2 separate regions of the Mus musculus genome follow, and region 2 is linked to region 1. The links are chromatin contacts, found by POLR2A ChIA-PET in ENCODE. All regions are on one chromosome and are shown on one strand. Each heading gives the region's core, a stretch centred on a gene start or an enhancer-like site at or near the end of the contact. The rest is flanking DNA. Distances are from core to core; before and after follow the strand shown. Region 1 holds the start of Slc1a5 (solute carrier family 1 (neutral amino acid transporter), member 5). Region 2 holds the start of 9330104G04Rik (RIKEN cDNA 9330104G04 gene).

The links. ChIA-PET counts read pairs that join two places held with the same protein, here RNA polymerase II (POLR2A).
Region 2: POLR2A ChIA-PET joins it to region 1 with 11 read pairs in embryonic stem cell. The contact joins the promoter of 9330104G04Rik here to the promoter of Slc1a5 in region 1. POLR2A ChIA-PET finds 5 or more read pairs at or near these places in 3 of 5 experiments (Patski and embryonic stem cell).

What each region holds. Positions count from the first base shown.
Region 1 is chr7:16,779,674-16,783,111 of GRCm38, reverse strand. It overlaps Slc1a5 (solute carrier family 1 (neutral amino acid transporter), member 5), which reads right to left and starts at 1,766. Exons shown (of 9, transcript NM_009201.2): 1 at 637-1,766. The coding sequence starts at 1,211.
Region 2 is chr7:16,873,110-16,876,547 of GRCm38, reverse strand. It overlaps 9330104G04Rik (RIKEN cDNA 9330104G04 gene), which reads left to right and starts at 1,662. Exons shown (of 2, transcript NR_152128.1): 1 at 1,662-2,336. Dact3 (dishevelled-binding antagonist of beta-catenin 3) reads right to left here and starts at 1,231. Exons shown (of 4, transcript NM_001081655.1): 1 at 875-1,231. The coding sequence starts at 1,123.

The DNA of each region.
Region 1 (3,438 bases), core at 517-3,016:
ATCCTTATCCAGGAGCCTCATCTCTGCCCCTCTGCCACAAAAGAATCCCTCCAGAAGTTTGCACAACGTTCTTGTTTGTTTGTTTTTGTGGTTCTTCATAACTTTCATGGGGGGGGGGTGGCTCTTCTTAGGGCAGTCCTTGTATCTTTTATAACACTTCCCTTGCAAGCCAAGGAAGGAGGCCGAGGCAAGAGAGCAGCCTGAGATACTTGTAGCAGACTTGTTTTCAGTAAGCTAAATGATGCTCCTTCATCCCAGCCACTAGGGTGATGGAGGTAGGGCGCTAAGGAGAGTTCAAGGACAGGCTTGGCTGTACGAGACCCTGTACTGTCTCCAAAAAGCGTAACAAGACTAAGAAGGCTTATTATTTTTCCTTCCTCTAAAAGCCCTCCATGTTTAGGCCCGCCCCCAAATTTGGAGAACTTCCGTAAAAGTTCACCCTTCCAAGATGTTAGCGGTCCTGTCACCGTTACCTTATTTTCCTAGATTCTAGAAGGCATGACTCAATCTGGAGGACTCAACCTTGGTGACTAGTGGCGGCACACACGGGTAATCCCTGTACTCAGAGGGGGTAAAGCAGAAAGATTGCACGCTTGCACTGGCCCCTAACCACCCCACTGCCTGGCGGGAACGTACCTCACGAGATCTAGAAAGGAATCCAGCACCTCTTTGGTTGGTGCACTGCGGGCACAGGGGTCTACAACAGAGTCGTTGATGGAGGTGATGGCGGTAACGGCGGCGCCCGGCTTCAGCGCCAGGGCCAAACCCACGCCGAGCGCCGACGCGAGCAGTGTGGTGACCAGGAAAAAGAGCAGCGCCCAGGCGCCCACACGACCGAGCGCGCTAGGGTCCAAGCTGGCTGCACCTCCGATCAGGCTGCACACCACGAGCGGCAGGATGATCATCTTCAGCAGACGCAGCAGCAGCTCTCCCGGGAAGGCGAAAGCGGTCAAGCGCGCGGGACCCAGCGCGTCAGCACCGCCCGCCGCCGAGACCCCCAGCCCCAGCCCCACGCCAGCCACCACCGCAGCCACCGTGAGCAGCACCAGCAGGTTGGCGCGAATGCAGCGGCGCACCCGGTCACGGGAACCGCAGCAACCACCTGCTTTCGCACTCTGGTCCTCTCTGGATCCCAGCGCGGGGCCACCGTTCGCGGTGGAATCCACCGCTACTACCCCTTTGGGGTCAGCCTTAGGGGGATCCACTGCCATGCTGAGCCGTAACAGGGAGGTTCCTTGTGAGCCTGGAGACTAGGTGTGACGTCCTTAGGACCGAGAATGGAGGCTGAAACTTTGCAGCGGTCCTTGAAGTTATGCGTCCACCGGATCTCGGAAACTGGAGGGTCCTAGGCTCCCTGAGCTGTATGCGGAGATCCCTTTATTTTTCCTGGTGATGTCGAATCCCCGAAAACTGGGAGTTGAGAGCGCCTTGTTGGAGTAGGGAACAGCTCTTCAGAGGGTTCTTTGACTCCCTGAAGGAGTAAGGAAACTCAGGTAGCTGAGGTCTTCAGGAAGCTCAACCCAAGTGGCATAGATCCGGGATGCCTTGCTCCGGGAGACCGAGATCCCAGGATTAGGACGCCTGGCTCTCGGACTCTTGGGTACTGGAGCCCTAGAAGGAGTGGACCGAGCGTTTCGGGCTCTGGAGAGAAAAATCAAATTTCCAGATGCAAATAGGAAGCAGCCCGGGGGATATGGAAAGTGGCGCCAAGGAGAAACCTCCCAGGCCGCGCCGCGTGTCTCTGAGGCTGCTAGACGGAAGCGACCAGGATTAAAGGCGGAGGGGCGTGACTTGAAAAAGCGGAGGGCGGGACTTGAAAAGGCGGAGGCCGTCCCGCAAGCGCTGATTGGTTATGGAACATTCGGCGCCAGGTGGCGAGCGAGGGGCGGAGCCAAGATCACAGTGGGCAACCTAGGGTGAATAACAATGCATAGCCAGGGGCGGGGCCGGGGCAAGGGCATCGAGCCAGAAAGGGTGCAAAGCCTCCAAAAGGGGCGGGGCGTTGGGAAACTATCCAACCCACACCCACCCACACGCACCTCACCACTGGTCAAAAGAATCTAATTGTGGATCATATCTGATATTCCACAGAAGGACCCCTAGAAAGGGCAGACAGATGAGTGGCACACACCTTTAATCCCTGCTCTCAGGAGGCAGAGGCAGGCAGATAGATCTCTGTGAGTTCAAGATCAGCCTTGGTTGGTCTACAGAGCGAGTTCTAGGGCTGCCAGGGCTACATAAAGAAAAAGAAACCCAGTCTGTAGAAACAAATTGGGGAAAGGGAGGGAGGAGGGGCCAGTAGGCCCCAACATTGAATGTGGGGGATTTGAACTCAGGCCCTCATGCTTGAGCTGCAACCCAGTCTCTTTCCTCAGATAGTCACAGATTGGGTCCTCCCCACAGGAGCATGGCACATGCAACACACACAAATAAACAAATATATAAATAAATGTAGCAAAAAATATTTAAATGGCCAGTTCACCACAAACATTCTTAGTTTAGACACTGTTACCCATCAACTGTAAGAATAACAGACTTAGAGAGGAGGAGGAGGAGGAGGAGGAAGAGGAGGAGGAAAGAGGTCTGCTGAATCCAGAATCTTTGGGACATGTAGGGTGGGGAAAATGAGGCTGAAGTTTGTGGATCAGGATTGGCTAGGAGCGTTCTGCCCCACTGCCTGCCCCTAGTAAGAGAAATACTCAAACTGGTTCCAGCCAGCTCTTTGGCCCAACCTCCTACCCGGATTCCTTGTGATTTCATCAGTGGGAGAAAGGTCTGGGGCTTCCCAAAGGGTGAAGCAGGGTAGTGAGAGGCTGGGCTGAAGGAGGAGGACAGCCAAGAGTCCCTTCCTGAACTCTGTTGACCACTTGAGAAACGCCCTGAAGAATGGCTCTTTTGGAAAGTCTGGAGCTTGCCTGGAGGTGGAGCAAAGGAGGCTACAGGGCTCAGTCTGTTCTACCAGGCGCTCACCCGCAGCTCTCAGGACTGCAATCCCAACTATGGAAGGATTCCAAGGTCATGACCAGCCTGGGCCACAGACATCAGAGTAAAGATGGGAATGAGGGGCTGCTGGGAAAGGCTAGCCTGAGAGAGGGCAGGGAGGGCTTGTTGGAGAAGGAAGCAGGGTTTCTTCGTGTGACTCTGACTATCCTAGAACTTGCTCTGTAGACCAGACTGGCCTTGAACTCCAAAATCCACCTGCCTCTGCCTCCCTGCTGGTATTAAAGGCATGTGCCGCCACCACCACCACCACCACCACCACCACCCGGCTCCATCATAGCTTTTGAAGGATAGTGTTGTTAATTTTTGAATTTACTGGAAAAGAATGTATTATTATCTTTTCTCAAAGAAGGGAGAGAGTGGGGAGAAGGAAGGAAGGGAAGGAAGAAGCAAGGGAGGAGAGAGGCAGGGCAGATCTATTAGAATCCGACATAACAC
Region 2 (3,438 bases), core at 413-2,912, 94 kb before region 1:
TTTTTGGAAGCTTTACAGGTCTTGGAAGACCATAGAGACAGAGACTGTGTTAAGGAAATGAAACAGAGATGCTGGGGTATGGAAAGGTTGGAGCAACAACCGGAAAGGGTCTCCAGACTCAAGGAGTGATGTAGGGAGGGAGAAAGAGCTGGAGCCTTTTCAATTTGAAAGTCATCATTAGAGTTCCTCGGCGAATCATACTCTCTCTCCCCTCACTCCCTAGCTATCTTCACCTGGCCTCCCCGTGTTACTGAGCCATGGGACCAAGTAGAAGAAAGAAGTGTCATTGGGTTGATCAAAATGCCCCCGGGGGTCCTCAGGGACTGTTCGGGGGTTTCTCAGCAGCCGGTCTCTCTCTCCAGAGGCCTGAAGATTCCCCTTCCCCCACCCCGCCCCCTCCAGGGATCTCCAAGCACCCCGAGACTTAAGGAAAGATGAAGATGGATTCCGGGTAGCGGGGCCCAGAGGGAGGTTATGTTTGAATGCCGGCTGTGTGACCTTGGGTGAGTCTCTTCCTGTCTCTAAGCCTCAGTTTTTTTCTCTGTAAAATGGGGACTTTCAAACCCTCATGAAATAGGAAATCTGTAAGAAGACGAATGTTTGGTTTAACACACACTAGGCATCCAGGACGGTTAACAGGGTCCATGCTGAGTCCAACGGAGGCCGTGCATCCTCCCTATCAGCTCTATTTGGGGGTAGGAAAAGCCAGGTCTCCAGTCTTATCTCTTTCCCCCTGCCTGCTCCCCTACCCTAGGACCGGTGTGCTGAGCATACACTACCAAGACAGACAGACGGACACAGGAGCAGGGAGGTGGGGGAACGAATGGGGGAGGGAGGAATGCATGGATGGACGCACGGACAGGCGACCCCTCACCAGCTGCTCCTCCAGGGCTGCTGCGGCCCTGCGCGCCGCTGCCGCATCCTCGTCCTCCTCGGCGTCCTCCTCGTCCTCAGCCTCGGCGCCCCCCATCCCGGGCTGGGCCAGCCGCAGCGCCTGCTGCACGCGGTACTCCTGCCTCTCTCGGAGCCAATGCAACTCGCAGAGCCCGGCCAGGCTGCCTTCCAACCATCCCCGCAGCCGACCCCGCTCCGGGCTCACCGGGAACGAGAAGGCCCGGATCATGGCTGCGGCCCCCCGCCCCAGCCCGGCCGGGCCCCACGGCCGCCCCTCTCGCCGGTCCCACCTCCCCGCCCCAGCAGCCCGCCCGCCCGCTGGCCGGGCTGTCACCGTCTCATCTGCATAGGCGCCCGCCCATTGGGCCGCCCACCCGCGCCTCATCTACATGACCACGCCCCTGAAGGCACGACAACGACCTACTATTGGTTGTTGCCTTCCGTGACGCAGGGCTCCGCCCCGCCCCATTTTTCCTTAACAACGCATGCCCAGGACTACCTACGGGGGTATCAGACTCGCCACGCCCCTTTGTGCGGCGATCCTGGGGCTGTGGCCACGCCTTCTTTATAATCACAATGAAGCAAGCCCGCCCTTGCTCCAATTTCATTGGTGCCAGTCGCTTGGTTCTGGAGCTGGTTCCGCCCCCTTGCGGGCGAGCGCTGGCTGCCATTGGGCTCTCCAGGTCCAGGGAAGGGTGGTCTATAAATAGAGACTGGATCCACGTGACAGCTCCGCAGCTGCTCTTGCCGCCCCTCCCAAACTTTCAGCTTCTGAGTCTGCGCAGAAGGATCATCAGTGATGATTGAATCCGGATCACGCCTCCTCTTCCAGGCAGCTTTCCCAGACCCTCAGAAGTAAAGCGGATTGAACATCTTACGGTTTGATTATGCTTTTAAGCAGGACCTGTTCAAACCGGCTCTGTAATTCCATCATAGGGGAGGCTGAACCAGGAGGAGAATTGAGAGTTCAAGGCCAGCCTAAACTACATAGTGAATTTCAAGCTAGTTTGGATTACACAGCGAGTTTCTGTCTCATCAAAACAGCACATTTACGGAATTACAAGACCCTGGGTGAAATATTCTATGCTTTGACCAGAAGAGAATCTGAGGTCTTTTTTGTCTTCCAGGTGCGGTGGAGCTGAGTTCCACCAGTCTGAGCTCGCAGGGGCCTTTGTTCACGGTTCTAAGAGGCTTTGTTCTCAGTCTTCTGAGATGCTCTGTTCTCAACGTTCTGAAGTTCTAAATCTGAGCCTGCCTGCTTTCGAAGGCTGCATTCTGCCTCTTCTCACTGGGCAAGCCGGGCTAGCGCCCCCTCACGCGGCCAGCATGTGTCACTACACCCGGTGTGTCGGCAACGTTTGTGAAATAGCCCATTTCTCAGACGGACCTTTGACTCCTTAAAAGCTCAGATCTGGAAGGGAGGATGGGGCCGTAGAATCGCGGTGAGTTCGAGGCCAATCTGGGCTAACTATGACAGCCTGTCATTGAAAGAAAAATATAGTGTGAAACTGTCTTTTATAATGTTTTATGATCATCTGGCAATAACCAACTTTGATGTGGTGAGTCTATGCCACTTTAAGGCAGAGTAACACTAGGAAACGTATTTGGTCTCTCTGTGCTCTTCATCTACATCTAAAAAAAAGTTATTCTGAACGTTTAACAGCATAATTATGTTTTGTTTTGCTTTTTGAGGGTTTCACTAAGTAACCCTGGCTGAACTGTAACTATGTAGACCAGACTGGCTTGTTACTTTCAGACCACCTCTGGGTTGTATCTGACTCCCCCTACTCCAGTGCTCGTATTAAAGGAGTGGGTCACCACGTATAACCCTGTTATTTTTTATTATTTTTTTTTTGGAGTAACAGCTTCTACCACTCATAAAGAACTGAGTCTTGGGCATGGTGAGTCATATCTGTAATCCCAGCACTGGAGAAATGGCTCCGTGATTTAAGAGTGCTGTTGCTCTTCCAGAAGACCTGGGTTCGGTTTCTGGCACACAGAGAGAAAAAGAGGCTCACAGTCCTCTTTAACTCCAGCATCAGAGGATCCACTGTCCTCTTCTGGTCTCCTCAGGCAACTGCACTCTGTGCGTGAGTGCACACATACACCACACACTGAAATATTTAGTCTTGCTGGGCAGTGGTGGCGCACACCTTTACTCTCACAGCACTTGGGAGGCAGAAGTAGGCAGATTTCTGAGTTTGAAGCCAGCCTGGTCTACAGAGTGAGTTTCAGGACAGCCAGGGCTACACAGAGAAACCCTGTCTCAAAAATTTTTTTAAAATTTTTTTTTCATGGTGCCAAGAGTGGTGGCTCAGGTCTGCCACTCTCGTGCTCTAAGTGATTAGGCAGGAAGATCTGCAGGTCCAGACTAGCCTGGGCTACATGGCAAGACCAAACAAAAGACTGGAGATGAGGCGCAATAGTTGAGGCTTTGTCTAGAATCCTACTAGTTTCAGCCCCCAGTACATGAACAGTCATGGCAAATGAAGCCTCAGTTTACTCTCAGCTGTTGGAGGGTTGAGGGCTAAAAGTTGCGGTGAC